Regions from separate parts of the Mus musculus genome. Here all the other regions are linked to region 1. The links are chromatin loops, found by intact Hi-C in ENCODE. Cell type or tissue: gastrocnemius. All regions are shown on one strand. Each heading gives the region's core, and the rest is flanking DNA. Links, peaks and the distances in the headings are about the cores only. Region 1 overlaps Mlxip (MLX interacting protein). Region 2 overlaps Wdr66 (WD repeat domain 66). Region 3 holds the start of Wdr66 (WD repeat domain 66).

Evidence for each region. Peaks named below come from ENCODE experiments on the same cell type or tissue, not always from the same donor. Only the 100,000 strongest peaks of a DNase experiment are listed, where the experiment ranks them.
Region 2: it touches region 1 in a loop (1.9-fold over the local background); 10 of 42 quality-filtered maps call a loop at or near these places.
Region 3: a loop joins it to region 1, with 2.0 times the contacts of the local background. A loop is called at or near these places in 14 of 42 quality-filtered maps.

What each region holds. Positions count from the first base shown.
Region 1 is chr5:123,436,679-123,444,837 of GRCm38, reverse strand. Mlxip (MLX interacting protein) reads right to left here. Exons shown (of 17, transcript NM_133917.3): 2 at 4,696-4,802; 3 at 3,940-4,025; 4 at 2,467-2,556; 5 at 2,069-2,110; 6 at 1,637-1,808; 7 at 873-962; 8 at 302-393. Among named protein-coding and RNA genes, the nearest start is that of Il31, 42 kb to the left of the region's middle. In gastrocnemius, for the core only: CTCF peaks have their summits at 3,997 (motif pointing left) and 4,717 (motif pointing right); DNase peaks (open chromatin) are centred at 3,991 and 4,710; H3K4me3 peaks cover 610 bases; H3K27ac peaks cover 3,309 bases.
Region 2 is chr5:123,280,540-123,288,698 of GRCm38, reverse strand. It overlaps Wdr66 (WD repeat domain 66), which reads right to left. Exons shown (of 21, transcript NM_001370840.1): 9 at 5,129-5,346; 10 at 2,266-2,460; 11 at 1,289-1,539; 12 at 934-1,085; 13 at 1-56. Among named protein-coding and RNA genes, the nearest start is that of Wdr66, 31 kb to the right of the region's middle. In gastrocnemius, for the core only: a CTCF peak has its summit at 3,314 (motif pointing left); a DNase peak (open chromatin) is centred at 3,322.
Region 3 is chr5:123,247,168-123,255,326 of GRCm38, reverse strand. It overlaps Psmd9 (proteasome (prosome, macropain) 26S subunit, non-ATPase, 9), which reads right to left. Exons shown (of 6, transcript NM_026000.2): 6 at 5,201-7,034. The coding sequence ends at 7,007. It overlaps Wdr66 (WD repeat domain 66), which reads right to left and starts at 1,539. Exons shown (of 21, transcript NM_001370840.1): 1 at 569-1,539. The coding sequence starts at 1,522. In gastrocnemius, for the core only: a CTCF peak has its summit at 3,325 (motif pointing left); a DNase peak (open chromatin) is centred at 3,278; H3K4me3 peaks cover 430 bases.

The DNA.
Region 1 (8,159 bases), core at 2,004-7,003:
ATTAGTGATCCATAATTTTCTTCTGCAACTAAACGTGTCTTAGGAAAGAGCTGGTGAACAAAGCTCACATGGACCTTACGGAGGAAAACAACTGTTGGCTTAGTCTTCCGCCTTGTGGGGAGTTAAGGATGCTTCCCCAGAGGGTTCTCTAACTTCTCTGCACAGGCGTGTATATCCAGCACTGGATGGAGCAGTGGCCCCAGCATCTGGCTAACTCATGGTTACAGCATTAGACTAGCTCTGGGTGTAAAGTCTGATGCTAGCCCTGCACCTGCCATGCCTGCTCCCCAGCTTTCTCTACCTGAGAAGGTGGGCTGCTAGGATCTGCGGCAGGTAATGATGAAGGAGGAGGCAACATGGAGCCAAAAATGGATCGGCTGGAGGAGAAGAGATCTGGAAAAGAACACGGGAGTCTTCTGAACTCCATGAACTTAGCATTTTCTGGAATTATGACACACAAACGGGGGTCTGGACCCAAACCCCGCCTCCCCAGATAACTTGTTTTGTAGAAAGAGGGCTCTGATTGGACCACTTGAAACACCAAGTGCTTCCAGGCAGAGCTCTGGGAGTCTGACCTAAATACAGAAACATTGCTGGGTGGTGGCTGTGTCACAGTGCCCTCTGCTGTCTAGTGGAGGAACTGCTGACAATCAAGGAAGAAAGCACTCACTGAGATGCCAACTTCCTTCCAATGTCCCAGGAAACTTTCCCAGGCTTTGCAGTTACTACCAACATCATTTTCAGTCTTAAAAACTTATAAGCCCCACCCCACTTTTACACCAATTTCCAACTGTTCTCTCTCTAACAAAGGCACAAGTCTGATATGGGACGAGCAAGGGAGATCCTTGCATGATACTACCCTCTGCCCTCACCCTGGAAAGGCTCAAAGGTGTCCATGAAGTCCAGGTTGGGTTGCAAAGGGATCAGGCCTGGCTGGATCATGTCTGCGTTTCCCAGATGTGCTGCAATAATTCCAAGTGAGAGAGGGGGACACTTTTACCTCAAATAAGGTCAAAGGAAAATATACTTTTAGTTCTGAACAGATCCTCCTGGTCCTCCTAAAAACGGTAGGAAGCTGGCTGGGATGTCTACATCCTCAGGGGTTTGTGGCTATTCTTAGATATGTTCTCTCTACCCTCGGAAGGCAGAAAAGACAGACAGTGCTGGGATCACCATGAGCTATGAGTAGCCTAACCTTCCACCCTGCTCTACACCACACAGCCCCATCCTTGTTCTCACTTTCACTTGCAGCTCTTCCCTGAGGACTCAAGACTGAAGGCCTCGGGTGGGGAATGCCATGTGCAGTAGTGCCCACCCTACAGCCTAGGCTTTGGTACTGACATATCCCACACTTAGGCAGTAACATAAATATAAAATGGGTTGGGATCAGAGCCTGCTCCTTTCTCACAGTGGGACTAAAGGAACAATGACCACCTCTGTAAGGCTTCAGTCCCAGGCTCCTCTTATGCAACTGCACAGGACCCTAAGATAAAGAGCTTGAACAATCTTTTTCTTTTCTTGCCTAGCCTAACTAAGTGCCACACAGCAGCTTAGAGGTGCCCTGAAGCAAAGCCTGGCCCAGAGGAATCCTCACTGAGAAAGAAGCCAGCTGTCCAAGGACAGAGACTACACTTACCTATTTCTCGTGGGTTGGGCCAGGCCACGGGTTGGTGTGAAGAGAGTGTGGAGAAGAGAGTGTCGCTGAATTCTGACATGAGCATGTCTGTGTCCAGCAGTGAGTCCTCCTCCATGGGGACTGGGGTTTTCCAGCCATCCCCATGTTTATGCCAATACAGCATGTCATCGTCCTAGCACCAACAGAGGAGAAGAAGAATCAAAGGGCAGTTGAATTATCTTCTCAGTCCTGGCGTGCATTAAAGGCTGCTTCTTGAAAAAAGCAAGAGGGTAGAGGCGTTGAGAGCTGTTCCCTTAACCCACCCACCAGAGCGTGCCGGCTTTCGTGGGCACTTGCAGGACCTCCATGTGAGGAGCTGGTCCTGTGTCTGGCCTCCCACTCCAGGACTCACTCAGACACGGACAGACAGAGCCGCATCTCGAGCTCGCTTACCTGGGCCAGGCTAGAAAGGTCCTCATCCTTGTGCTGCTGCAGCTGTGGGCAAAGGGAGCAAGATGAGGCAGCCACTAAGAGCTCCGAGATGCCAGACTTCATCTCCCTATATGTGAGTGAATTCTCTGGGAAGTGAGCTGGGGAATGGGATCCTGCTGGCTGCCATCCCATGGATGTGGGCACAAAGAAGGAAACAGCTCTTTTTATGACTGAGGAAACCACAGCCACTACTTGGTGCTTAAAATGTTGAATATTGCTCCATGTTCCATGACTGACGGGGCAGCTGTGGAGTCTCAGGCCACATCCTGAATATCCTCCCATCTTCCATCTCCTCAACCCCCACCCCCAGTCCAGAGCTTCCAGAACATGCTCTTTTGGGAGCCCTGGCCAGTATCTACCCTTTTCTTGAAGTAGGTTCTCCACTTGTGGTACTCTCGAATCACAATCTCAATGCGGCTTTTCCAGTACTTGCCCTCTGTGGTGATGGCCTACAACCAAGAGGCCAAAATGAAAAGCAGGTCTTGGATGATGATCAAATCACAGCCCATGAATACCCAGGATACATCACTAAGGTGGCCTCAGAGGGTTCTCTAGGTCAGAAAATGCCCATGTTGTTTGAGAAACTACAGCTTCACTCACTAAGCACACCTCTTCTCACACCCTAGCTAAAATGTAGGACCCCAGGGGTGACTCTGCACTGGGTACAGGGAAAGCACACAGTACTCAGAGAGCGTTGAAGGGATGCCCGAGGATGCTAAGGAAATTCACAGGTGGCCCACAAATGCCCCTTTCAGCAGCAGCTGCCATGTTCTCAAAGGGAGAAAATGAGCGCTGGTGAGAGGCTCAGTGGGTAAGGGTGCCTCTCATCCACCCTGAGGATCTCAGTTTGATCCTTGGGACCCATGTGGTGAAAAGCAAGGACTCTCAAAAGTTGTCCTCTGACCTCCACATACATGCTGTGACACATGCATACACAAACACACACACACACACACACACACACACACACACACACAAGTAAATAAATTTAATATACATTTTTTAAAATTTACTTTTAGGGAGGAGGTATAGCTCAATGGTATAGACCTTGCCTGACATATAAGAGGCCCTGGATTCTGCCCTTTAGAAGTACCAAAATAATAAGACAAAATAAAAATGAGCCACTTTTTCTTTAATCTCTTCTCATCTCCTATCTTTAAGTTTTTGTTTGTTTGGCTTGGTTTTTGGGGTTTTTTGTTTGTTTTTAAGATAGAGTCTCATGAAGTTCAGGCTGGCCTCAAACTCTCTATGCATCAAGAATGGCCTTAAACTTCTGATTTTCCTGACTCTCTATCCCAAATGCTGGGACTACAGGCTTTTGACACCATGCTCAGTTTGTGTGGTGATAGAAATGGAAGCCAGGGCTTAGTGCACACTAGGAAAGCACTCTACCAAGTAAGCTGTGTCTCCAGCTGATGTGGAGAAGCTTGGTTCTCCCTAACTTCTTCTAGAGTGGCTGCTTTGCTTGTGGTCCTGGGGATGGAACCTAGAGCTCTTGTTCTGAGTTACAGCTAACTAATTGCTCCAGAGCCAGTCCTTCCTGAGTAACTCTCAGAAGAAATACCAATTTTAAGTGAACGCAGAGAAGGAGGCCCTGTAAGGTCAGTTTGCCTAAGGATAGAATCTCTGCGGGCTGGAAACCGTTGAAGGCTACCCTTCCTCCTCCAGGTCATGCTAAGTAATAGGACAGCACAGGCTTCCCTGTTCTCTACAGTTTCTGTCAAAGAGCTTGGTCCTTTGGTGGGTTGTATCTTCAGAAATAAAGGCAATTTTCCTTTCCCAATATCCTCCTTCCTACCTACCATCTATTCAATTACTTGCTGGTTAAATACCTCTGGCCGACGGTGTTCATCTACATCAACAGAGCCATCTAGTGGGGTGACAAAGTGGCACACAGGATTCTTGCGCTTCTCCAAATCTGGGTTGGGAGAAGAGAGACATCATAACTGTACCAAGATCCCTGATGGAGCTCTACCCAAACTGCTACACCCTGGAATGTTATTTCCTTCTACCACTGGAGAAATGTAGAGTTCTGAGAAATAAAAGCATGCAGGCCCAAGGCAACGAATGGCAGTAATATCTGAGTAAGAAATAAAGTTGCTCATCAACACAAAGGCAGCCAATAAGTGGGAAGAGCCCACCCTGCTCCTGAAGCCTGCATCCTCCTATTCTCAACCTAACCAAGGACAAGAGCTGTACAGCAGTGTCTATGTCTTCTTAAACTGCTGGAAATAGAAACTGTTCTTTGGCTCTTCAAATGTCACCTCTTGGCTACATTCTCCCATCTCTCCTAAAAAGAACCCATTACACCTGAGGGCCAAGTACCCAGCATGTATTTGTGGTCAGGGAGGCTCTCATGTCTGCCCTTCAAGACTCTCTGTTAGGTGACTGCCTGATGGCTGGTGACTGCCCTGCTTCCTGGGATGTGTTGTAGCTTGATTTCTCATCACATAGACTATGTATGAAAGATTCTACTGAAAAGAGCAGGCTATGGACCCAAGATGCTCCAAGATGTAGCGCTCTGATGCCACAGAACTGAGGTCCCTTGGAGCATAACACACCATCTGCCTGGCAGGCAACACACTTACACTGCATATACCATGCCCTCCAGATGGCGTTGTTGAGCCGGATCTTGTCCCGCCACTGGAGCTTCAGGCCCTTGAAATTTTTCCACTTTGGAGACACTAATTTCCCACTGGAAAACAAGACAAAGAAAGAGAGAAAGAGTCAGTGGCTCTTCAGAAAATAAAATGCAAACCAAATCATTCCAGACTGGAGAGCCCTGAATTGAACCATTTATAGGCCAGGCTTGACAGAACAGTCATTCTGGGATTTCTTTAGAGCATATGGGGACAGTGGGGTGTGACAATATTTGGGCTTAGAAGACATGCTAAGAGGGTGATCAGACATGTATTTCCTGTATTCTTTGGGAACCTGCATACTCTTAAAATTTCTTATAATTCAACATGAAAAGCTATGTTGCCAGGCATGGCAGCACACATCTTTAATCCCTACACTCAGGAGGTAGAGGCAGAGGACTGAATTCAAGGCAGCCTAGACTAATACAGATTAACAATGGAAACTAGACACTTTACCTCGCAACAGGTCTTAGCCACTTGTGTTATTCTCAGTCACCTCTAGCCTATCTCAAGCCATCTGAGGAAGTGATCCCACTTAGCTGCTGAGGTAGCTGCTGGCATAGCACCTGGGAAACTCAACTGCCAAGATGGCTGTGCCACCAGGGAGCTCATGTTGCCTGTTACTAGCCTAGTTAGTGAGTGCTCTCAACTTACTGTACAAGAACTTCTTTGGATTTATTTATAAATTTGTGTGTGTGTGTGTGTGTGTGTGTGTGTGTGTGTGTGTGTGTGAGAGAGAGAGAGAGAGAGAGAGAGAGAGAGAGACAGAGAGACAGAGAGAGACAGAGAGAGACAGAGACAGAGAGAAGAAAGACAGACAGACAGAAACAGAGACAGAGAGACAGACAGATGTGTGGAAGCCAGAAGAGGGCTCTAGGTCTTCTGGAACCGGAGTCACCTGATGTGTGTACTGGGAACTGCAGTCAGGACCTCTGGAAGGGCATCAAGTGCTCTTAACCACTGAGTCATCTTTCCAGGATCCAATTCTTGGAGAATTTTGAGGCATACTCTTACATTAAAGATAGCACTAATGAGAGCTTTGAGATGCTCGAGCCCCTTCTGCTTGGTGTCTAACACACATGGTCATTACTCTTTCTACTTGGTCTTACACCATCTGCTCTGGGCCAGTGCTGACCTCTCTCTCCTAGGCCTGATGGGTTGAGACAGTAAGACTCTATCTTTAGTTCATATGGTGCTGAAAAGCATCCACTTGATGGCAGGTCACAGCTTTGCCCCTTATCCAAACCTACTCAGAAAGGTCACACAAGTGGCAGAGATGTACCAGTCAAGGAAGCAGAAGCATTCAAAGAGGCAAGACATAAAGTGAACCCGAAAGCTTGGGATGTAAGGAGAGTTTCCCATTAAATACCTGGCAGAACTCTTCATCTTTCCACCCACACTATCAGTGCCCAGGCTGTGGATTGTGAAACAGAATGAGATGGCCCCAGCAATTCAAAGATAGTTCAGCCACTAAAGAGTGATTGCTGCTGCTCTCACAGAGGACTGGTGTTCAGTTTACAGGACCCAGATGGTGGCTTACAATAGCCTGTAAGTCCAGTTTCATAACATCGGATGCCTTCTTCTGGTTTCCACAGACACCAGACATGCAATGCATTTACAAACATGCAGGCAAACCACTCATACACACAAAATAAAAATAAGCATTTTTTTAAAAAGAAAGAGCACAGTGACCCGTCCCTAAAAAGTGTCCCAGCACACCCTCTTAGCATCTGAGAATACAACGATAGCAACAGTCTCTGGCCAAAGGTCAGGAACCTGAAGAGTCTTTCCACCTCCTCTTTCAGCTGCCACTCCAGAGGCATGACTAACCTGCCCATGTAACTGATCATCCGTCTGTGAGCATAAGGCCCTAGCTAAGGGACTGGAGCCTGTACTCCCTCCGCCCCAGCTGTGCAACTACGTTGGCAAGGGGTGTTCTGGTGCTTCTGTTTATTGGGTATAATCAAACAATGCCATCTCCTCCACAGTGATTTAACTAAGGGTTAGTTGAAAGTCTGTCTGTTTATGTGTATGTACACCCACCCACACATGTGTATGTACACCCACCCACACATGTGTATGTACACCCGCCCACACATGCACACACATGGAAGAGGGAGCTGGAGCAGGCACCTGACATGCGGTCGCAGTGGCAGGGCCATGGCTTTCTTTCTCTGTACTCAGCCAGGAGCGCTCAGCACCTACTCTGTGAGGAAAGACCTAAGAGCTGAGGGAGGAGAGAAGGGAGACGCGGGCCCGTGCCATCCAGGAGTTGTGTGAGAGAACACCAATGCAGGGGCTAAAACTTAAGCTGAGGCCAAGGAGAAGCGAGGAGGCACTGCTCCTGCTTGGCTGGTGACTATGACGAGGTAACAGAAGTGGAGCTCATCAGAGCTGTAAGAGCCAGTGGGCTAGTCCAGAGAAGGCTGCAGACAGAGCCTGTCTTCAACACAGTCAGTCGGTCTTCCCATGGGGAGCAAGGTCCTCTAGCAATTTCAGGTCTGGCCAGTGTGCAGTTCTAGTATTCAAATGAAATTAAGGAGCAAGTCTAAACTAAAAACACTTTTTCTATAACTGATACTCCATTCTTGTGACAGCCAGGAGTCCATGGTTGTGCCATGTGCTCATTAGTACCAGAATCTGACTGAGTACTATCTCAGAGATGACTTCAAAAGAAGAGTGACTACAAAGAGCTGTGTTGGACCCATGGCTCCAGGAAGAAACAGATGTTAGTGCCCTCTCAAGATCTGTGAGAGTTAACCAGTGGGCTAACCTAGGCCAATCATACCTCCGCTGTGCACCTATGAAAAAGGGGGCAGTGTGCTGTCAACCTCTTCCCCATCAGACTACACACACAGCTCTTGCAGGTAGGTATCATGATGAGAGTAGCAGGTACAGAAAAGGATATTGACCTATATATAAACAGTGCAAGCATTCCTTGGTTCTCCCCAACCGCTTGCTGAGATGTTTCTCTTATTCACAATACTTATGGCAAACAAAGTCAAATTTTAGCAGGAAAATATGCATTTCTAAGCCTCTACCATCTCATATTTCTGCAACATCTCTACAGCCAGCAAGTGGCGCTATACACACATAAAGAAACTAGTCCAAAACCCTGTCTGGTACACAGAATGGATGACTGACAAGTCCTACACCATCGCTCATAGTTATACGATGGCAAAAGCTACAAAGTGATGAAGGCTGGGGAGTGCAGCTCAGTGGTGGATGTGTTATAATTTCTGTCTGTTTCTTTCCTAATGTGCTCTCTGGCACCTCACAGAGGGAAGAGGGGCTATGTGTATAGGAGCCCTTCTTACACCACAAGTCGAGTTTCCCACAAAACTAGGAAAAGCTACTTTAAAAGACTCCATAAGGCAGCAGCAGAGGCAGTCACTCCATGAGAAAGCAGGGCA
Region 2 (8,159 bases), core at 989-5,988, 160 kb after region 1:
ACCCTTTGTCCATTTTTGACCACCACCATATAGACGGCCACAGTGAAGTTGACGTCCTAAGGGAGCAAGAGCAGAAGTCGTTCCCTTAACTTTAGGACCTAGGACTGACTCGTCTTCGTGGTCTTCAGACTCATTTGCCTTCGGGATACGTTCTCCAGACAAATCTTAGCACAGCAGAATACGTAGTGATGCCTGCCCATTCTGCAGGCTGGGAGACTAAGGCTACTGGGTCATAGATCAAGGCAGAAGGGGAGGAGGTATGACATCAGACTCACTCTCCATGTTCTTACGCAGTTCCCCATGGAAAGCAGAGAGCCCCAGTCTTTCTGCTGTTGTCCTCCCTACATTGTCTAGATACACTCAAACAGGGCAGAGTGGCAGAGAGCAGCCTGCAGGGGGTGCTGGTGTCCATGCCGGGTGCCAGGACAGCTCTGGCCCTTACCAGTACTGCGAGTACAAGCCAGAGGCCAGGCTGTATGTGAGTGGGATGCCGGGGGAGGTGGACTAATGAGGGCCTTTCTCATCACTACCGCCACCCCCCCACTGCCACATCTGACAGAAAGGCAGACCAGGGGACAGTCAGAACCATTTGTCTGAGATCACATGCCCTAGTCACAGAGGGATGGAACAGAATCCAAAACCCTGAGGAAGGACATTGAGATCAATCAATGATGAGACTTCCTTGTCAAAATGATCAGAGGGATGAAGAATGGGCTATGGAGAAGGGGTCCCAGAAACACAACAGCCGGCCAGCCCCTGGGGCTGCAGAATCCAAGTCTGAACATTCTAAGGCCCTGCTCTTGCTGCCCGCAAAAGTTCTTCTACCTCGCCAACCTTTCCCCCTCCCCTTTGGGTCACAGCTTGATTGGGACGTAACCCCACTGTCCCCAGACTCCCTGAGCCTTCGAGCACTGAACAGAGGGGGCTACTCACGGCTGTCGCCATGTAATTGGAGTCGTGTGAGAAGCAGCAGTGGGACACGCTGCTTTTGGAATATTTGAAGGGCTCCGGGCTTTCATTTTCTAAAGACATCGCATCAAGAATATAAACTGTCCCCTCGGTGAATCCAGCTCCAAGCAGGGCTCCTGAAATGACAAGTCCGAGAACGGTAAAGGAAAAGGGACTCCCTTCTTTCTGAAGGTAAGTCTGGAGCAATGAGCAGAAGGGAGACCCTCCACAGGGAAACTGGGAAGCGAGGCAGCTTGGGAAGGACACCAAGGCTCAGCTATGTGTGTGAGGCGGGGACAGTCCCTCTGGGTATCATGGAACCTGCTGAGAGTCCAAGTACCTTCGGGATTGTAGGTCAGACACTGGACTCCAAGCCCCTTCTCGAAGGTCCTGCTGAACAGATAGACCTTCTTCTCGAAGTCCCACACCTTGATCATCCCGCAGACACTCCCGACTGCGATGAGGGGTTGGTATGGGTGGCAGGAGACGGCATAGACAGCGTCCCTGGGTTCCACGAAGAGCTTCTCAAGTTTGGTGCCATCCACGGTCATGTGGTACACGGTGGCGTCAAACGTCCCAATGATAAAATTCCTGTTTGCCAAGGAGAGACCCAAGAGGATCGGCGTGTGCAGGGAATGGCCATGCCAGGCGCTCTGCTTCCGGCTGTCCGTGAACCGCCTTTGTCGTCTATAATTTGGTGACATTATTAACCCAACATCTCCAAAAATATACCACCAACATCCAACGGCCTCCATTTGCAAGTGAAAAAAAAGCCCGATCTCCCACCAGTAAATTGAGTCATTAAGTATGCAGATGGACAATTAGCTAATCTACGCATGCAAATATTCATTTGTGTATGCAAATATGGAGTTGGGTGCCCGTGTACGGCCTGTAAAGACAGCGAGGGTAATTAAGCAGACTCACAGATAATTCAGTCTTGAAATGTTATGGCTATTAATTACCACAACGCCTTTAACCTCAGCGGCTAGGACAAGCTTAGCTCTGAGAAATGAGGCTAACCCACAGCCAAGGACTCCTCCAGGCGCAGTAAGAGATGAGAACCCAGGCATAAAAGCCACCCAGCTTCCAGTTACTCCGGCTTCTAGATAGTAAAATCCTCAACAATTAATTTTTTTTTAAAAATCTAATACTAAATGCAGCCACGGAGCTGTTTCTAAGACTAACTAGGAAGGTGCGTTCCCTCAATTCTATCTCCTAGGAACAAGAGACACGCTGGTTGGTTGCACTGCACGCAAACTGAAGGGGGCACCAGTCATTTCTCAGCCGTCCAGATGACTAGATTCACTAAGGGCTCACCTGACAACGAAAAGGTCGCCTCTTAGAGTGCAGTCTGTGGGGAGGTTGGACTTCTCGGTTGGCAGGCTTGGTATGGTTTTTGAAAAGGACAGAGTCCTTATGGCGCCCAGTTTGAAGTTGCTGTACCAGTTGACCACGGAGAGGGTGTGGTCGTAGAACTTAATGTTGCCCTTAATGTCACCGGTGACAATGTAGCTGAAATAGAGAAAAACACCAGGCTGTTCCATAGTGCTCATGGCGAGATCCATCCACGGAACGTCGTCTAACTGTGGCAGACCCTGGAGCCCATGTGTTGTGACGTTCCATGCAATGCTGCCCAATGAAGCGGCCTTTACTGAAACACCATTTTACATCTCCAAGGCTAAAGAGAAGTTAAGAGATCTGCTCAAAACCCAGCAGTGGTGGCACACGCCTTTAATCCTAGCACTCGGAAGGCAGAGGCAGGCGGATCTCTGAGTTTGAGGCCAGCCTGGTCTACAGTACAGAGTGAGTTCCAGGACAGCCAGGGATAAACAAAGAAACCCAGTCCTGGGGGGGGGTCTTTTATTGTAAATATATAGCAAATACCACTTATACCTATCTGGGCTCCATGTCTACAGTACACGGGAGCCCAGTCAGCGTTGCCTAACGTAAATGGCATGTTCTTACCATGGATGGGTGACTGACTCACAGTCACTGCCATATAACGACAGGTGACCATGGAGAGCGATCCAACAGCTCTCCCACATCACCGAGGCTGGGCAGTGGGACACGGTCTGCTTTCTAGGAAGACTCTGCTGTTAGAATCATCATAAAGCCACACCCTGTCATTCACAGGCAAAGACAGCGCCGGGGCCAGCTGACAATGTGGCTTTTATTTCTAGCCCTCCAATCCATCCTAGGAGAGCTTTTTTTTTTTTTTTTTAATCTTTTTAAAAGAATTCTAATGACAGAGGGAGAAAGAGTAAATTTTCTCGGATGTCAGGCAAGCTGATTAAGTGAGATTTCTGATTAATAAGCAAGGCAGGTGGGCAGAGTAATTGGCTAGGGCTGTCTTTACTGGCCTCTGCTGGGCAGAATCAGCATTGCTCGCCCAGTGTTTGTGAAGCCCTCTAGTATGGGAGAGTGGGAAGTTAGGCCTGGTCTTCAAAGCCTCTACCCTGAAGCTAACTGAAGGTCGAGTGTAGCATCCATCTATGCTCTAAAACGTCTTCTCATGCCTCCGAGATGACGACTGTACACCTCTTTGTAAAGGCACGCGCAGATGCCATGACTGTCCAGCGCCCCTGCGGCATTGCGGGAAGTGAATGGGCTCAGCAGAGGCAGATTGTACGGTGGCTCCCGCCATAGGGCAGCTCCCAGGAATGTTTCTAACACACTAATGATGGCTGGTTTGTCTTTTTCTTTAACCTAGGGCTCCACATGTTCTGAGCAGTGTACATGAAACCCTTACAAAGTTATTGGGGTGTGGGCAGGAGTGCACAGCGTGTGCGCGGCAGGTCAAAGGATAACTCCGGGAAGTCAGTTCTCAGCTTCCTCCTTTACGTGGGTCCCAGGGACTGCGCTAGAACCCTCAGGTTTTCATGACCAGTGCTTAATTCAGACCCAAGAATTGCACATTTACAATATGAATGGTGGGGTGGTAGACCACGAGCTAAGGGAACTCTTAGGGATTCTCGGGAGCATGAGGCAGGAAGACAAGCTTAGGATCAGAACCAGCTACGTAATGAGACCTTGTCTCAAGAAGCCATGCGAAACAAACAAACAAACAAACAAACACCAAAAACTCCAATACAGAATATGTAACTGTTATTGTGCAAGCAAAATAACAAAACTATCTGAGTTCTATTTTTTTTAATTATTTTAGATTTTGAACAATGGTTATGCGCATGAGAGTTTCTGCCTACATATAGGAATGTGTGCCAATGTATGCCTGGTGCCTTCAGAAGACGGTGCTGGATCCACTAGAAATGAAGTTATAGATGATTGTAAACTACCCCGTGGATGTGAAGAACTGAACTCTGGTCTTCTGCAAGAGTAGCCTCTTGCCATGTTTTCTTAAATTTAATGTATGAAATTGGGGGGTATGAAACAGGTTTTAGTAGCACATGAGAGAAAGAGATAGCTTTTGTTTCACCAACATGGAATTTTTAAACATGATGTGTGTCCATGAGTTTTTCAAAAGTCTCGTTTAGGGGCTGGGCACAGTGATGCACACCTTTAACTCCAGCTCTGAGAAGGCAGAGGCAGATCTCTGTTGAGTTCCAGGATAGCCTGGTCTACACAGTGAATTCCAAGCTTGACAGGGCTATTCTATTAGACCCTGTCCAAACAAACAAACAAGCAAACAAACAAAACCCTCAAAATGCTCAGTTCTTCTCCTGAGAGGCAGCTAATGCCCGTGGTCAATTACAACTCTCCCCAGAAATACTCTATGCATCTAGGAATCTATAAACAAAAGGGGTTTAACAAAGAACCATGGGCACTGGGGATGCTGAGAAGAGTAGTCCTGCCCAGGGAGAACCCCTGACTGGCTATCCAGTACCGACTGCCCAGCCCAGAAAGTGTGTGCATACAAGCAGCAATGTACAGACTGTTGGGCTGTATCTATACATTTAGAAATATACTTTGCATAAGATGTAACAACAGCTACAAAAAAAAAATAGGCCATGAAATTCACAAAGGGTAAAGAGGGGTAGATGGGAGGGATTTAGAGGGAGAAAACTATGTAAATATCTCTATCTATCTATATATGTGTGTAAATATATATGTAAACACACACACACACACACACACACACACACACACACACACATATATATATATCAGAGGTCTACAATACATTTGTGATCTCACCAGGATCCTCTCTAATCAGACTCATTACCTGTCGATTGTCATGAGCACCGTGATGGCCTCCTTCTGTAAATGGACCAGTTTACGAGGCTTGATGAAAGGGAAGGCCGAGATGGCGGAGGAGGAGGTGGAAGATGGGTAGTGTATGTCCCAGACAACCAGCTTCCCTTCCTTTGTTGCCGACAGTACTTGTGGTAACTTCAAGTGAAAGACAGACTGGCTAAATTTCCCCACAAGTTTGTTGAACGTCTGTGTTTCGAAGACAGGTTATAAGTTGCAGTCAGTAATCATGATGATGCTAATAGAACCAAAACATGTATCTGTGTGGCATTTTATAGCATTATAATATAAATACAACAGGACAGAAAACAGAAATGGCTGAAAACCCACAGGTGGACTGCTCCTGAGTCGAGTGAGGGCCATGTGCTATGCTCAGTTACACTGCTTAGATTATTTATTTATTTTGTTTTTCGAGACAGGGTTTCTCTGTATAGATCTGGCTGTCCTGGAACTCACTCTGTAGACCAGGCTGGCCTCGAACTCATTTTGTGTGCATTGGTGTTTTGCCTGCATGTAAGTCTGTGTGGGGCTGTGAGTTACAGTTTTGAGCTTCTATGTGGGTGCTGGGAATCGAACCCAGGTCCTCTGGAAAGGCAGCCAGTGATCTTAACCAACAACTCACCACCAAAAGACTGTCTAATTACTACTTATACCTGTCCAGCTTCTCTCCTAGAGTCTTTTAAACCCTTAGTCTGACATAAGTAGAAGTGTGCTCTAGGTGAAAAGCATAAAATAATTACCCTGATGTCCTTTGACAGTAAGGTATTGTCCCATCAGAAGAAATTGTTTCAGTCCTTAACATAAGAATGCTATGGTAAACCGGGCAGTGGTGGCACTCGCATGCCTTTAATCCAAGCACTTGGGAGGCAGAGGCAGGTGGATTTCTGAGTTCGAGGCCAGCCTGGTCTACAGAGTGAGTTCCAGGACAGCCAGGGCTACACAGAGAAACCCTGTCTCGAAAAAAACAAGTAAAAAGAAGAAAGAAGAAAGAAGAAAGAAGAAAGAAGAAAGAAGAAAGAAGAAAGAAGAAAGAAGAAGAAGAAGAAGAAGAAGAAGAAGAAGAAGAAGAAAAGAGAAAAAAGAAAAGAAGAGAAGAGAAGAGAAGAGAAGAGAAGAGAAGAGAAGAGAAGAGAAGAGAAGAGAAGAGAAAAGAAGACCCTAGGTTTGTGTCTTGGGGTTTCTATATAAGACACCATTTCCAAAAGCAACTTGAGGAGGTTTATTCCACTTATACTTCCACATCACAGTCTGTCACTGAAGGAAGGCAGGGTAGGAACCTGGAGGCAGGGCTGAAGCAGAATCCATGGGCTTGCCGCTCAATGGCTTGCTTGTCCCGGAGTGCTCAGCCTACTTTCTTTTTCCTTCTTTTCTCTTTCTTTTCTTTTTCTCTTTTCTCTTTTTTTCTTTTCTTTTCTTTTCTTTTCTTTTCTTTTCTTTTCTCTTCTTTTCTTTTTTTGTTTTGTCATTTGAAACAGGGTTTCTCTGTGTAGCTTGGGCGGTCCCGTAATTCACTCTGTAGAACAGATTAGCCTCAAACTCACAAGTGTTCTGCCTGTCTCTGCCTCCCCAGTGCTGGGATTAAAGGATTGCCAATACCTGGCACCCGGGATGGCATCACCTGAAATTAGGCTGGGTCCTCCAGCACCAATCACTAATGAAGAAGTGATGGCTGGATCTCACGGAGGCATTTTCTTAATTGAGGCTCCCTCCTCTATGGCAAACTGACATTAAAAAAAAAAAAAAAAAAAAAAAAAAAAAAAGCCAGCAGTTTGTCTCTGAACTTGAACACAGAAGGTTCCAGACGCTTTTGTCAAACAAGATCGTCATGTTCATCTCAGGGCAGGCATGTGTCCATGCAAGGCTTTTTTTTTTTTTTTTTTTTTTTTTTTTTTGTCGTTTCAAACTGTAATCAGCGTCTGTTGTTGGCAGACTGTGCTTCTGTGAGTTCTCCTACCTGCCTTCTGTAACCTGAGAATCAAGCCAGCTCTGCCCCAGTCATCTGTGGACACATGGGTGTGCAGACTGGCAAAAACTCCACAGGAACCCCTCTGCCCTGAGATTGGACAAGATGATACCTTGCTGTTCTATTTCAGCTCACACTGTGAGCAAATGTCCTTTCCTGGCCTTGTCAGTGTGTTTTGCTGGTGATGTTGGTACTTTAACTTAGCGCTTCCCTGGAAGACAGTGCTGTCTGGTTTTACAGCACCTGCCTTGCGAAGGAAACATTGTATCTTATGGTCTGTGCAGGATACAGTTTGCTGTGAGTAACTCGCTAATGAAATTAAATGTGCAACTCAAAGTGCTTGCCTAAGTCATTCCGGACCCCAGGGTTCCCATCAGAGAAAGGAAGTAAACCAAAGGCTCTCTCTCCCCCCTCCCCTACCTTCCTCCCCCCCCAGCCCCGCCCAGATTTCCTATATACCAGCTGTGAATTTGAACACCTGAAACTCATGATCATTTGTTCTGGGAATCACCATCATATCTACTTTATGAGTTGCTGGGGATTGAACCCAGGGCTTTTTGTGTATGGTCAGCAAGCATTATATTAACTGAGGTACAACCTCAGACCTCAGCATATTTTTCATTTAGTTTTGTTTGAGCCACTGTGCAGTCCTGGATGGCCTGGAACTCATTCTGTTCTGGCTGGCCTTGAACACAAAGATCCAGCTGCCTCTGTCTCCCCAAGTGCTGGGATTAAAGGTGTGTGCCATCATACCAGGCCCTCAGTGTTAACGTCTAAACATAGCTTTGAAGCAGGAGTCCACATCAAATATGGCGGAACCGTACAGGAGCCAACCTCTGTATTCCCTTCAGGAAGTGGTGGTTCACCGTTTCCTTAGTCACTATTGGCAGAGACACTGTAAGGTGTGACCGCCAGGAGTCATAACCACTGACTGTATTTCGCACATTCTCTTTTGGAAAAGAAGTGCAGACAGACACAGTAAGCTTTCCTAAGAAGTGTTTGTTTATTTGGCTGGTTGGTCCTGGCAATTGAGCCCAGG
Region 3 (8,159 bases), core at 1,362-6,361, 190 kb after region 1:
TGGACCAGGGCTGGGTTCTTTCTTGGGGGGAGCAAGCTGTGAGAAATTCACACTATTATATCACAGGAACTCAGTCCCAAGACCTTCAGCTGACCTACTGACCCTTTACAAGTTAGGTACACACTTCATGGAAGCTTGGACTGACCTGCCTCCAAACTGGATTAAACCACCCTCCTAGGCATCTCAAAATTACTGAACTTAGCATATGGTTTTCTCTTCTCTTTAATGTGTGTATTTATGTGGTGTGTGTGTGTGTTGTGCAGGTGCTCAAGGAGTCCAGAAGAGGACATTGAATTAATTCCCTGGATCTAAAGTTATAAGGCATTTCATCATGGGTGCTGGGAACCCAAAATTCAGCCCTCAGTAAGAACAGCTAGGGCTCTTAATGGCCTGGCTGTTTCTCCAACCTCGGGACTGTCTCACTTTGGTTTTGTACTCCCACAGCCTGGCACATGCCAAGCACCAAGCGACAGACAATTCAGTGTAAATGGGTGGACAAGCTTCGGGGAGGACTCACCAGGGAGGATGATTCTGAGTAAGTGGGTGGATGAGCTTGGGGAGGACTCACCAGGGAGGAGCTTGACCTGGGTGGCTCATGGCTGATGACAATATTGTCCACCAGGGCTGTTTTGTTTTGCTTCTCTTTCTTTTCCTCCTTGGCTCGTCCAGCTTTTGTCTCAGTTGTCTCAGTATCTTCCTCCTCCTCCTCCTCCTCCCGCTCCACACTCTTCTCTTTCTCTTCCTCTTCTCTTCCCTCCTCCCTTTCCCCCTCATGTTCCGCCTCTTCCTTCTCCTGGCCCTCTTCCTCACCTCCCCTTTCCTTACTTCTCTCGCTCTCCTCACTTTTTTCCTCTTCACCGCTCTTCTCTTCCTCCCATCCCTCTTCCTCTTCCCTTCCTCTCACTTCACTTTCTTCCTCCCCTCTCACTTCCTCTCCCTCTCTCTGCTCCTCCTTCTCCACCCACTCCTCCAGCCCCTCTCCATCCTCCTGAGACTCCTCCCATGACAGTGAGCCCTCAGTTAGGCTCTGCTGCAGAGCATCTTCTTCAAAACTTGGATTATATTCCTCCTTCTCCTCCTCCTCCTCCTCCTCCTCCTCCTTCTCCTCCTCCTTCTCCTCCTCCTCCTTCTCCTCCTCCTCCTCCTCCTTCCCCTCCTCCTCCTCCTCCTTCCCCTTCCCCTCCTCTTCCTCCTCCTCCTCCTTCTCCTTCTCCTCCTCCTTCTCCTCCTCCTCCTTCTCCTCCTCCTTCTCCTCCTCCTTCCCCTTCCCCTCCTCTTCCTCCTCCTCCTCTTCCTCCTTCTTCCCCTTCTCCTCCTCTTCCTCCTTCTTCTCCTCCTCCTTCCCCTCCTCCTTCTCCTCCTCCTTCTCCTCCTCCTTCCCCTTCTCCTCCTCTTCCTCCTCCTCCTTCTCCTTCTCCCCCTCCTCTTCCTCCTCTTCCTCCTCCTTCTTCTCCTCCTTCTCCTCCTCCATCTCTCCACTTTCTCTTGATTCTTCTAGGGGGTTTTCTTCTGTATCTGACATTTCTTCTGTAGTTTCCGCTACAGAAATTTTAACGTAGATTCAGCAGGTCCCTCTATTTCCTGTGCCGGCTTCCTGAGGTGCTAACACGTCGAAATGGGCAGAAGCAGCTCTGGTCCCTTCCTGTGGGAAGAAAAGAATGGCAGCTTCTTGGGAAAGCCCAGCTCAAGTCTCAGAAATCTTTAAAATATTGACTTCCAGGGCCTCCCATCTTTCTAGGACTGATCTTAGAGTCTTCTCACTTTAAATAATTCATATTCCCACAGGCAACAAAATGCATAAGGCAAGCATTTGCAAAACCCTGCTGGGAGGAAGAAGAGAGGGAGATGGGCTGATGACTGAAGTGTAAGCTTGCCAGCTAAAGGTTCCCTCCTCTCCAACTTCCGCTAGCCTCGTTCTGTGACTAGACGCAAGCCATTTTACCCTTTCTTCAAATTTGCTCACAGGCAAAAAAATAAAAATGATAATCCTACATTCTCACATGATTTGCAGACTGGGGCAATACATGTCAAATGCTCAACACAGGTTCACCCAAAGTGTTTGCCAAAAAAAAAAAAAAAAAAAAAGCAGGGTGGGGGATATCAGGTACTATGGGGATAAAAGCAATAGTTTTCTGCAAAGAACCTGAGAGTTTTAAAGACCTCTGGGGCAGGTGAGACCCTAAGTCTAAGGTAGACAGAGCCCCCTCCTCTGGGAAACACATGGCCAGAAGAGAAAACTAACTCCCAAATCAACACATTCAACATGGTATGTGCAAAGAAAGAAAGAAAGAAAGAAAGAAAGAAAGAAAGAAAGAAAGAAAGAAAGAAAGAAAGAAAGAAAGAAAGAAAGAAAGTTAATTCTGGGCTGGAGAGATGGCTCAGTGATTAAGAGCACTCTGGCTGCCCTTTCAGAAGACCCAGGTTTGACTCCCAGCCATGACACGATCGCTCAGAACCATAAGTAACTTGAGTTTCAGGGGATCTGACACCCTCTTCTGTATTCTGCGGGAACTTCATAGGTGGTACACATACATACATGCAGACAAAACAGTCTCACACATAAAATCATTTTTTAAAAAAATTTAATTCCTCTGATACATTCTCTCATTTTGCACCTACATGAAGCAAGAGTTTGGGAGCAGGGGGCTAGGCCCATGTCTGTAATACTGCGATTCAGGAGGTAGAGACAGGAGGATCACTCGAGTTCTTAGGCCAGCACAATCTTTCTAAAAAAAGAAAGAAAGAAAGAAGGAAGGAAGGAAGGAAGGAAAGGAAAAGGAAAAGGAAAAGGAAAAGGAAAAGGAAAAGGAAAAGGAAAAGGAAAAGGAAAAGGAAAAGGAAAAGGAAAAGGAAAAGGAAATGAAAAAGTTTGTGGCCCTGGGAGGCACGACTTACGACAGAGCTAGAATTTAGTTCTTTTGTTTGAAAAAAATGCCACTTTGACATTTTCCACACCCAGGCGGGGGCAATGCCACAGGTGCGCAAGTCTATCCTACCACGAGGTCCAGGAGCCACCAGTTTCTTTTCCTGGGGACCTCCCAGGTCCCACACCCTTGCCGCTGCCTGGCCCGGACCCCAACCCGAGCCGCACCCTCCACTTCGCACTTACAGGGACGCTCCCACTTCTTTTCTCAAAAGCCTTGGGTCGTCCAGCCTCGGGAAATCCCAAGAGACCTCCAGGGGCTCCTGTCCATACTCCCTAGTGACGGTTGCCAACCAAGCTCCGTCCCTATGGCAACGGCTAGTCGCAGGAAAGCAAGGAAGCAGGATGGTAATCACGTGCCCAGAAAGCGGCCTCGAGGCGGACCAGCCTGCCCCCTGCCGGGCTAGCAGCTCACGCCACAGCTTTTTCCTAAAGGACACTTCCACAAGAGCTACTCCCCTACACTGGCGATTCTGACTTTCCTAAAGTTGGACAAGATGTAACGAAAGTAGTGTTTGCAGTTATTTTCTCCAGATTGGGCATTCGTAGGGGAGGGGAAACGGAGACCTGCTCAAAAAACTCGGTGGGGGTTGGGTGGTGGGGTTCCCTCAAGTGTCAGGAAGCCCTTCCGGAGGTCATAAAAGCAGTAAAATAAATAAATGAATGAACGGATGATTGAATGAATAAATAAATACATAAATAAAAACTAGACGTTGGGGGCTGGATAGATGGCTCAGTGGTTAAGATCACTCATTGCTCTTCCGAAGGTCCCGAGTTCAAATCCCAGCAACCACATGGTGGCTCACAATCATCCGTAATGAGATGTGACTCCCTCTTCTGGGGCGTCTGAAGACAGCTACAGTGTACTTGCATGTAATAAATAAATAAATAAATCTTAAAAACAAAACAAAACAAAAAACTAGACGTTGGGCCAGGCATGATGTCCCACCTACAAATCCAGAACTAGGCAGATGAAGCCAGAAGGGTCTGTTCAGTCAGCCTGGACTACACAAGACTTTACTGTGTGAAAGGAGATTTCAGTGGAGCTAGCTGCCTGCGAGTTGTATATCCATAGTGCCGAGAGAGCCTCTAAGCAACCCCAGGAGGCTCACGGGCTCACAGGGCTGATTTGGGTGGGTTCCTTCAGTTTGCCATCAGTGCAAGGTGAACAGATGTGTGCTCATGCCTCTCCAGGAAGCCAGGCAAGAAGTGGTATGAAGCAGTTAATAAAATTCTCCCAGTGCTAAAACCCAATTTTTTTGGCCTCACAGGTGTTACACACAACTGCCCACCTTCTCACCAGGACACAGCATGCAGAGAAGTTTAGTAAACTGGGATTGAAGTTATGTGGAGAGTGCACCATCTTGCTGTTACCACGCAAGCCCAGCTTGGTTAAATCCATTAGCGTTGGGGCTGGTGAGATGGCTCAGTGGGTAAGAGCACCCGACTGCTCTTCCGAAGGTTCAGAGTTCAAATCCCAGCAACCACATGGTGGCTCACAACCATCCGTAACAAGATCTGACTCCCTCTTCTGGAGTGTCTGAAGACAGCTACAGTGTACTTACATATAATAATAAATAAATCTTTAAAAAAAAAAAAAAAAAAATCCATTAGCGTTATTCCTGTTGAAGCAAGTCATAGGGGAGCCCAAAGGTGGCTTTCTGAGCAGTGCAAGGCCTATTGCAGCCTCTTAGAGAGGATATGAATGACTATGGACAAGTCCACCACCACACCACGCCCCAGTGCTGGTGATCACATGCCTATCTCTTGAATGGTACAAGCTGTGTTTTATTACAGTGTGAGACTTATAAAGAGTCTGGAAAATACTTGGATTTATAACCCACAACTGAAACAGCAAACCCTAGTAAACAGAGCCAGTCTGGCTACGGGAGAGGGGTGGCGTGAGGCTGTCTGGATGAAGCAGCTTAGGGGAGGCTTTTGAGTTGTGTGTGCGGACTCAAAGCAGGAAGCACATGTCAGTACTGACTGCCATCAGACAAAGCTGGTCTCTGCCTCCATCCCGCGGAAATCCAATGCAAGGACGCAAGCTTCCTTGTAGAAAGGACCAGACATCCAAAACAGAAACGGGAGGCAACTGGGGAGATAACTGGGGCACATGGAGAAAGGAAGAAAAACAGAGTCACCCACACCAATTTTACCATCTCAAAAGACAGAATATGAAAGGAAGCAGCAAAGCAGCATCCATCAATGCAGTCACCTCAGCAACAGGCAAGCACTCCTTAGCTTCCCATGCTGATCCCAAGAGGCTCAATTTTGTTTGTTTTTTAAATTTGTTTTATTTTTGTTTTCCATACAGGTTTTCTCTGTGTAGCCCTGGCTGTCCTGGAACTCACTCTGTAGACCAGGCTAGCCTCAAACTCTGAGATCTGCCTGCCTCTCTCTGCCTCCTGAGTGCTGGGATTAAAGGTGTACACCACCACCGCCCGGTGGGGAGGCTCAACTATAAAAGCCAAATCAGGCCCATCTGCGGGGTCTTTTACTGTAGAAGTAAAGGAAGCTTGCTGGTTTCCAGTGGGTTACTGAAGAGGAAGCCAATATCATACTGGGTAACCTGCAAGGCCTCGTGACCTGTGACCTTTGCAAATTTTGTTTTGAGACAGAATTTTTCTGTGTAGCCTTCCTTGGCTGTCCTGGAGCTCACTCTGTAGACCAGGCTGGCCTTAACTCAGAAATCCGCCTGCCCCTGCCTCCTGAGTGCTGGGATTAAAACGTTTGAGCCACCACACCTGGTCTTTGCTGATTTCTTAATGGGGCTACGGTGACTCCACAGCCTCAGCCTCAGAGGATGCATCAGGCTCTCAAAGCACTGCTCCAGGGTAGAGACTGCCAGCTGCTCAGCCCACGGAGGGACACTTGCCTAGAGTCTGAGCTCCGGCTTTCAGTTTCCCACCCAAGAATCAACCGGACTGCGGCCCAGGAACTCGTTTGCTTCGCAGGACTTCCTTCCCAACTCCTCCTGGGCTTGGCTGTGAGCTCACAGGGCATCCTGGTGGGACTGACAGTGGTCACAATCACACAGCTACAAGACTGGCTTTATCTGACAGTTTCTCTAACCTGTAACAAGGTTTGGTGGCATACACTATAATACCAGGAGACCAGGGCAGCAAGATCCCAAGGGTAAGGCCAGTGCGGGTACACTGAGCTCCAGGCCAGTCTGAACTTGTGAGATCCGGTCTCCAGCAAGCCCCCACCCCTAGGCGGTGGGTGATACTGCAGTTGGACATTGGAGGGAGAGACAGCAGAAGAGAACATCTTCAGCTTCAAGGCAAATCTGAGGCTGGACTGGGCTACATGAGACCCTGCTTCCAAGAAAAAGTAGGGGTACTCAAGTCCTGTGGAGGTTAGGGGTGTGGTCTCTGGAAGGTTGACCACATTCCTCCAGTGGAAGATCCCACACCATGAATATACTGACAGCACAAATGGCACTTAGTAGGTTATTTATTTAAAAAGAAAAAAAACAAAAGAGGGCAAGAACCTGGGAAGTGGGTACGAGGGGAGGTCTGAGAGGGACTTGAGATGACAGGAAATATAGAAATGTACTATGTGCATGTACGAAATTCTCAAAAATAAGTATAAATTATATATGTATAATACATATTCCTCAGAGTCTAGCCAGCCATGTCAGTATATGCCTCTCATCCCAATACTAATGAGGCAGAGGCAGGGGGATCTCTGTCAGCTCAAGGCCAGCCTGGTCTACACAGGGAATTCCAGGATAGTCAGGATTACACACTGAGTCCGTCTCCAAAAGGAAAATGACATCAAATCATTACTCGCCAGAGTCATCCCCACTCACTGGCTCATAATCTAGAGAATTCCCAGACAGGCTATGGCCTAATTTGCACAAGACGTAGCTAGGCACAAATCACACTTTTAATAATGCCTCAACCCAGAGAGATTACATCAGGCAGCCAAAGCGTCTCTTCCACCTCGATGCCCAGGCTTCGACCATTCTTCTCCAGATCCTTACACTTAAGGGAGCCTAGAGAACGAGGAAACGCCTCCAGGCCCAAGCACGGGGCCAGCTGAGGCAGCTTCCTGCAGGCAGATCCCAGGAAACAGTCATCTCTGGAGAGGAATAATGTTGCAGCTGTAAGAGAAAACAGAGACCGGCTCAAGCCTGACAGCTCCAGCCTAGGAAACCTGCAGGTGAACACTTCTTCTCTTTTAAAGACTGTTTGGTTTTGGTTTTGGTTTGGTTTGGTTTTTGTTTTTTCGAGACAGGGTTTCTCTGTGTAGCCCTGGCTGTCCTGGAACTCACTTTGTAGACCAGGCTGGCCTCGAACTCAGAAATCCACCTGCCTCTGCCTCCCGAGTGCTGGGATTAAAGGCGTGCGCCACCACTGCCCGGCTAGAATTGTATTTTTTAATGTATATTTTACAGTGTTTCATTGTGTATATAAGAGAGTCTGGGTGTGTGGCACGCAGAGCCTGCAGGAGTCAGTTCTCTCCTTCCACCAAGTGAGTCCTGGGATCTGACTCAGGTCAGAGATTTGCAGAAAGACCTTTACCTGCTGAGCACTGGTCACTTTTCTTTCTCTTAAAGACAATGCCCAGGGATTGAGAAGTGAGACTCTCAGGTGACCTGAGGACTCTTGCCTGTAGCCTCATTCATAAAAACGGTTATTAACCACCAGTTTCTGCACTCTGGGGATGGCTATCCTTTAGTGGACCTGAGTGTTCTATCTGAGCACACTCTCTATGGGTACCAGCATCCCCAGCTCTATCTGAGCACACTCTCTATGGGTACCAGCATTCCCAGCTCTATCTGAGCACACTCTCTATGGGTGCCAGCATCCCCAGCTCTATCTGAGCACACTCTCTATGGGTACCAGCATCCCCAGCTCTATCTGAGCACACTCTCTATGGGTACCAGCATTCCCAGCTCTATCTGAGCACACTCTCTATGGGTGCCAGCATCCCCAGCTCTATCTGAGCACACTCTCTATGGGTACCAGCATCCCCAGCTCTATCTGAGCACACTCTCTATGGGTACCAGCATCCTCAGCTCTATCTGAGCACACTCTCTATGGGTACCAGCATTCCCAGCTCTATCTGAGCACACTCTCTATGGGTGCCAGCATCCCCAGCTCTATCTGAGCACACTCTCTATGGGTACCAGCATCCCCAGCTCTATCTGAGCACACTCTCTATGGGTACCAGCATCCTCAGCTCTATCTGAGCACACTCTCTATGGGTGCCAGCATCCCCAGCT